Regions from separate parts of the Homo sapiens genome. Here region 1 is linked to region 2. Evidence: chromatin loops called from intact Hi-C (ENCODE). Cell type or tissue: endothelial cell of umbilical vein. All regions are shown on one strand. Links, peaks and the distances in the headings refer to the core of each region. The heading gives the core; the rest is flanking DNA. Region 1 overlaps CFAP298-TCP10L (CFAP298-TCP10L readthrough). Region 2 overlaps EVA1C (eva-1 homolog C).

Region 1 (2,915 bases), core at 162-2,661, 83 kb after region 2:
AATTTCCTTTACAAAAGAGTTTCAAGGTAGCCAATTAAATTCCAGAAAGGTGCATTTTATTTCAATAGGGTGTCCTTTTTAATGTAACCACTGTTTCTTAGTTAAAATTACTGAGTTCAGGGTGGAACCCATTAGGGAACAGAGTCAAAAAAGCATCCTCTATGGCTGGCCTCCCGCATGGATAGGTCGGAACAAGAAGCAAGCCTATTTTACCTGACGGCCTAACTTTTATAAATACCTTATCTAGGATAGCTTTCTTTCCACCTTTAGGGTGGAATAGTAACTAAGCAAAGATTAGCAGATTTAATTTTTCTTATCAATTAGTTTCTTAAGCTTTTTATTTGCCTTTCATAAAATCTTTAAATAAAAAGATTGAAATCTTTTTAGAAGCTTCTGCATATCAATAGGCATCCCTAGATGAGACTAATTCAGGAGGCCTCATTTTCAAATGCATTTCTTCAGTGCAGTGTTGTTTATTTGGAACCTTCCATGGTAAATTATCTTTAGTAAGATTTCACCATTTCTGTAAGACTTTGCTGCTTCTGAGGCCTCATACTTATGCATCGTGAAAGGAAAATAAATCTTGGGGCCCCAAAATCACTAAGCTAAAGGGAAGAGTCAAGCTGGGAACTGCTTAGGGCAAACCTGCCTCCCATTCTAATTCAAAGTCACTCCTAAGCTCACTGAGATGAATGCATATCTGATTGCCTCCTTTGGAGAGGTTCATCAGAAACTCAAAAGAATGCAACCATTTGTTTCTTATCTACCTATGACCTGGAAGCCCCCTCCTGGCTTTCCAGACCTAACCAATATTCATCTTACAAATGTTGATTGATGTCTCATGTCTCCCTAAAATGTATAAAACCAAACTGTGCTCTGACCACCTTGGGCACTTGTCATCAGGACCTCCTGAGGCTGTCACAGGTGCGCATCCTCAACCTTGGCAAAATAAACTTTCTATATTAATGGAGGCCTGTCTCAAATATTTGGGGTTCACAGCATGTATAAGCCAGAAGGTACTCAGTTCTTCCAAAACTAAAGGTTCCATCTTTACCTGAAATATTGGCTTTGGAGATCAGGTTCCCTTAATCAACTTGGCTAATCATTTTTTTCCCTATCTAAGCCTGCAATAAAAATGAAACAAAGAGGAGAATAGAAAAATCCCCATGAATTTCCAAAAGCCAAATTTTACACCCCCTGCAATATTGCCATTTACTACTGGTTTCTTTCTGTCCCAGTCAGACATAAGAGGCCTATAACTGGATCCAAGCCAGCTAATTATCAGATCCAATCCGACCCCTTAGATAGGAATTTGAGCAAGATAAAAAATATCAGAGCTTAGTCCTCAGTGGGTCCAGTGGGTACCTTGCTTAGTCACTCAGCACTCATGGGGGTCATCAGAGGATCTACTTTGGATCTCACTTCTGATGCCACCTATTAAATGAAAAAACTTTGGCTGAATTAAATTTAAGAGTTTAATTTAGCAAAGAACAATTTGTGAATCAGACAGCCTCCTGAGCCAGAGTAGGCTCAGAGACTCTAGCGCAGCCACGTGGTAGAAGACTTACAGGCAGAAAAAGGAAAGTGACGTGCAGAAAACAGATGTGAGGTACAGAAACAACCAAATTGGTTGCAGCTCGGCAGGCATTTGCCTTATTTGAACATAGTTTGAACAGTTAGCCCTTGATTGGCCAAAACTTGGTGATTGGCACAAAAGTAGGCTTCAGTCTGTTTACATCTTCATTTAGGTTAAAGTTCACTATGTACAGAGAAGCCTTTAGGCTGAACTTAAAATACGTTAAAAGGCAGCTTTAGTCTAAACTTGATTTAACAATATAAAGAATTGAGGCAAAGAGAATTTCATAACTTGCTCAAGATCACAGAGAAATGAGAAACTTAGAATAACTCTCAAGTACTCGGACTCCAGACTGGATGCTGTTAACCTCCCCTAGACTCTCATGTCTATATTGCTTTTGGCCTATAACTTTTTCATGTGTGTGCATGAAATTGTGAACTTCTTTTCAGTGATAGTCTTGTGTTCTTATTTTATTACACTTTTTAGTTCTTCTTGAATATGGCTGCACCACTCTGAACACGCCTGATCTTGTCTGATCTCATGAAGCTAAGCAGGGTCAGGCCTGGTTAGTATTTGGATGGGAGGAATAGATCTTGAATTTTATAAATAGCACTCAGACATCTATTTTTATGCTTATTTTTAAATGTCTTGATAAAATGTTTGACTACTATTACATTCTTGGGAAAAATCTCCCTTTTTTGTGTTACACTTTTAATAATCACTAGATTTTGTTTGCTAAAATGTTATTTAGAATTTTTCATGTATTTTTCACTGGACTGTGATTTTTCTTTTTATATAACATCTTTTTTAAGGGTCTTTGTTAATATTACACTCAAGTTTTCTTGTTTTCTTTGCCCTGAATTCAAGCAGTTAAAAATCCATGGGAAATAGTTTTCCTTGACATTTTCTTTTTTTTTTTTTTTTTTGAGACAGAGTCTCGCTCTGTCACCCAGGCTGGAGTGCAGTGGCGTGATCTCGCCTCACTGCAACCTCTGCCTCCTGGGTTCATGCCATTATCCTGCCTCAGTCTCCTGAGTAGCTGGGACTACAGGTGCCCGCCACCACGCCTGGCTAATTTTTTATTTTTTGTATTTTTAGTAGAGACAGGGTTTCACTATGTTAGCCAGGATGGTCTCGATCTCCTGACCTCGTGATCTGCCTGCCTTGGCCTCCCAAAGTGCTGGGATTACAGGTGTGAGCCACTGCGCCCGGCCTTTTCCTTGACATTTTCAAAGAACTATGCATGTAATATTATAGTGACTGTTCACCCAGCCCCTTGCCCTAAAGCCTGGTAACATGATTAACTCATGATTCCTGGATAAATGCTATGTTCTCATTC
Region 2 (2,915 bases), core at 320-2,819:
AAATATCAAAATGTGAATTCGTTTTCTAGTAAAATACCTCCAAGTTTAATGGCTTAAAACAAAATGTTTATTACTGTGGGACAGGAATTCAGGGATAGTGTAGTCTGGCAGTTCTTGCTCAGTCTCACGGGGTTTCAGGAAGTTGCAGCCCGGATGGTGGCTGGGGCTGCAGTCCCCTGAGGGCTGGACTTGCAAGGGGACTGGCTCATGGGTGGGTGGTTTGGTGCTGATTGTTGGTGGGAAACGTGAGTTTCTCCCCACATGAGTCTCTTATGTGTCCTTACAACACGGCAGCTGGCTTCCCCCAGAGAAAGTGATGCAAAAGAACTGGTGGAGCCATACGCTCTCACCTCCCCCGTACGCCCTCACCTCCCCCGTACGCCCTCCCCTCCCCTCCCCCGTACGCCCTCCCCTCCCCCGTACGCCCTCCCCTCCCCCGTACGCCCTCCCCTCCCCTCCCCCGTACGCCCTCCCCTCCCCCGTACGCCCTCACCTCCCCCGTACGCCCTCCCCTCCCCTCCCCCGTACGCCCTCCCCTCCCCCGTACGCCCTCACCTCCGCCATACGCTCTCACCTCCCCCATACGCTCTCACTCACCCTCACCTCTGCCATACGCTGTCCCCTCCGCCATATGCTGTCACCGCCACCATACATTATTGGTCCCCCACACAAGCTCTGGTTCACGGTGGGAGGAGGCTGCACAAACGCACGAATTCCAAGAGATGAGCCTCACTGGGGACCCTTTTGAAGGCTGTTATGAGCTAACTTATGTCCTCCCCAAATTCATATACTGAAGTCCTAACTCCCGGTACCTCAGAACGTGACCTTATTTGGGGATAGGGTCTTTAAAGAGATAATTAAGTTTTATATATATATATATTTTTTGAGACCACGTCTCACTCTGTCGCCCAGGCTGGAGTGCAGTGGCTCGATCTCAGCTCACTGCAACCTCCGCCTCCCAGGTTCAAGCAATTCTCCTGCCTCAGCCTCCCAAGTAGTTGGGACTACAGGCACGCACCACCAAGTCCCACTAATATTTTTGTATTTTTAGTAAAGACGGGGTTTCACCATGTTGGTCAGGCTGGTCTCGAACTCCTGACCTCAGGTGATCCTCCTGCCTCGGCCTCCCAAAGTGCTGGGATTTCAGGCATGAGCCACCGTGCCCAGCCTGATGTCTAATCTTGAAGGAGACTGACCCAAAGTCTTTTCTGAAAGATCTTACAGCAGGTGGGGTCCATCAGAATTTATGCCTCATCCGGCAGAAGAGAAACTGAAAGGAAGACATGAAAGTGACCATCACTGGTGACCAATGAACACCAGCAAAACAGCATTTTCACATGAGACAGGAGTGAGCTTTTCCCGAAGGCTGGGCCTGAGGCCGCCAGGCTTCAGAATGTGCCCCCTGTCTGGGCATCCACTGTGGTGCATAATTTCCCGCTGTGGTTTACATTTTCCGGGTGAGCTCCAGGGATTCTGCTATTTCCTTAATAAGAAGATGAGAAAAACCACACAATAGGCCTCAAAGGCTGGGCTAAGGCCACTCCGAGGCCAAGTGTGGGCAGGCCTGGACTTTTCAGCCAAAGATCGAGGTGCCAGAGGTTCCCACTGCCAAGACAGCGGCACTTAAGCAGCCAGCCTTATTATCTAAATAAACACAGGTTGGAAGGAGTAATTAACTTCAGTTTCACTGTTAAGTAATAGCCAAAAAGTAAAAATGTAAATGGTTGAATATCTTGTTATCACATGTATTGGGGGTGGAGGGCAGTTTGCCAGAAACAGAAGGTGCAGGCTGGGAGCGGTGGCTCACGCCTGTAATCCCAACACTTTGGGAGGCTGAGGCGAGTGGATTGCTTGAGGTCAGGAGTTCGAGACCAGCTTGGTCAACATGGGGAAACCCCATCTCTACTAAAAATATAAAAAATTTAACTGGGCATGGTGGCGCATGTCTGTAATCCTAGCTACTCGGGAGGCTGAGGCAGGAGAATCACTTGAACCTGGGAGGCGGAGATTGCAGTGAGCTGAGATCGTGCCACTGCACTCCAGCCTGGGCAACAGAGCAAGACTCTGTCCCTGCCCTCCCCAACCCCCCAGAAAAAAGAAGCAGCAGAAGGTGCAAATAAAATCAGCCTTGGAGGGAAATAACCACTAACAACAACAACAACAACAGAATCCTGCGAACCATTCAGAGCTCAGTGTCAACAAAGATACAGTCAGACCTGAATCAGACCTGAGTTGTCTTGGGCCTCTTCCTGTGGGTTCTTTCACTCTCACTAAAATAAATTCTTGCACTCCCAGAGTAACTGAAAAGTGCAAAAGCAACCCAGTGCAGTGGTTCTTTCCTGTGATCCCAGCACTTTGGGAGGCCAAGGTGGGAGGATCACTTGAGGCCAGGAGTTCAAGACCAGCCTGGGCAACATAGTGAGACCCCTATATCTACAAAAAAAATTTAAAAATTTAGCCAGGCATGGTGGCACATACCTGTAGTCCCAGCTACTCTTTTTTTTTTTTCTTCTTCTGTTAGCCTTAAGGAATATGGTCAGGCATATATCCTTAAAACTAAGAAAATATAGGTTTCCCAGGGTGCTCTCATAGAATTTTTGCAGCTGCATGCCTTGGTAAACTTTTTCTGGATAAGTTTGGCAGTATGTATTAAAAGCCTTGATGTTTGGAATACCCTTTAACAAAGCAACCTACTTCCAATAATTCCTATGGAAATATCATACTTGTTTGCAAATGTTCAGCTGTAAGATTATTCTACATAGCACTGCTTATAATATTAAAAAATAGAAATCATCTGAATGTCTGACAAAAGAGTATTATAAATAGGGTTGGATTCTTACACAGGAGGCTAAGGTGGGAGGATCACTTGAGCCCAGGAGTTGGAGGCTGTGGTGAGCAATAATCGTGCCACTACA

The links. Hi-C counts contacts between places; a loop is a spot of excess contacts. Peaks named below come from ENCODE experiments on the same cell type or tissue, not always from the same donor. Only the 100,000 strongest peaks of a DNase experiment are listed, where the experiment ranks them.
Region 1: a loop joins it to region 2, with 8 times the contacts of the local background. A loop is called at or near these places in 7 of 110 quality-filtered maps.

Annotation. Positions count from the first base shown.
Region 1 is chr21:32,561,005-32,563,919 of GRCh38, forward strand. It overlaps CFAP298-TCP10L (CFAP298-TCP10L readthrough), which reads right to left. Exons shown (of 12, transcript NR_146639.2): 12 at 2,488-2,915. It also overlaps the pseudogene RNA5SP490. Among named protein-coding and RNA genes, the nearest start is that of TCP10L, 23 kb to the right of the region's middle. RefSeq lists enhancers at 325-1,116, 1,117-1,908. In endothelial cell of umbilical vein, for the core only: a CTCF peak has its summit at 1,545; a DNase peak (open chromatin) is centred at 1,547; H3K27ac peaks cover 310 bases.
Region 2 is chr21:32,477,352-32,480,266 of GRCh38, forward strand. All of the region lies in intron 4 of EVA1C (eva-1 homolog C), which reads left to right. Among named protein-coding and RNA genes, the nearest start is that of EVA1C, 66 kb to the left of the region's middle. In endothelial cell of umbilical vein, for the core only: no CTCF peak of the experiment used is centred there; a DNase peak (open chromatin) is centred at 1,540; H3K27ac peaks cover 1,584 bases.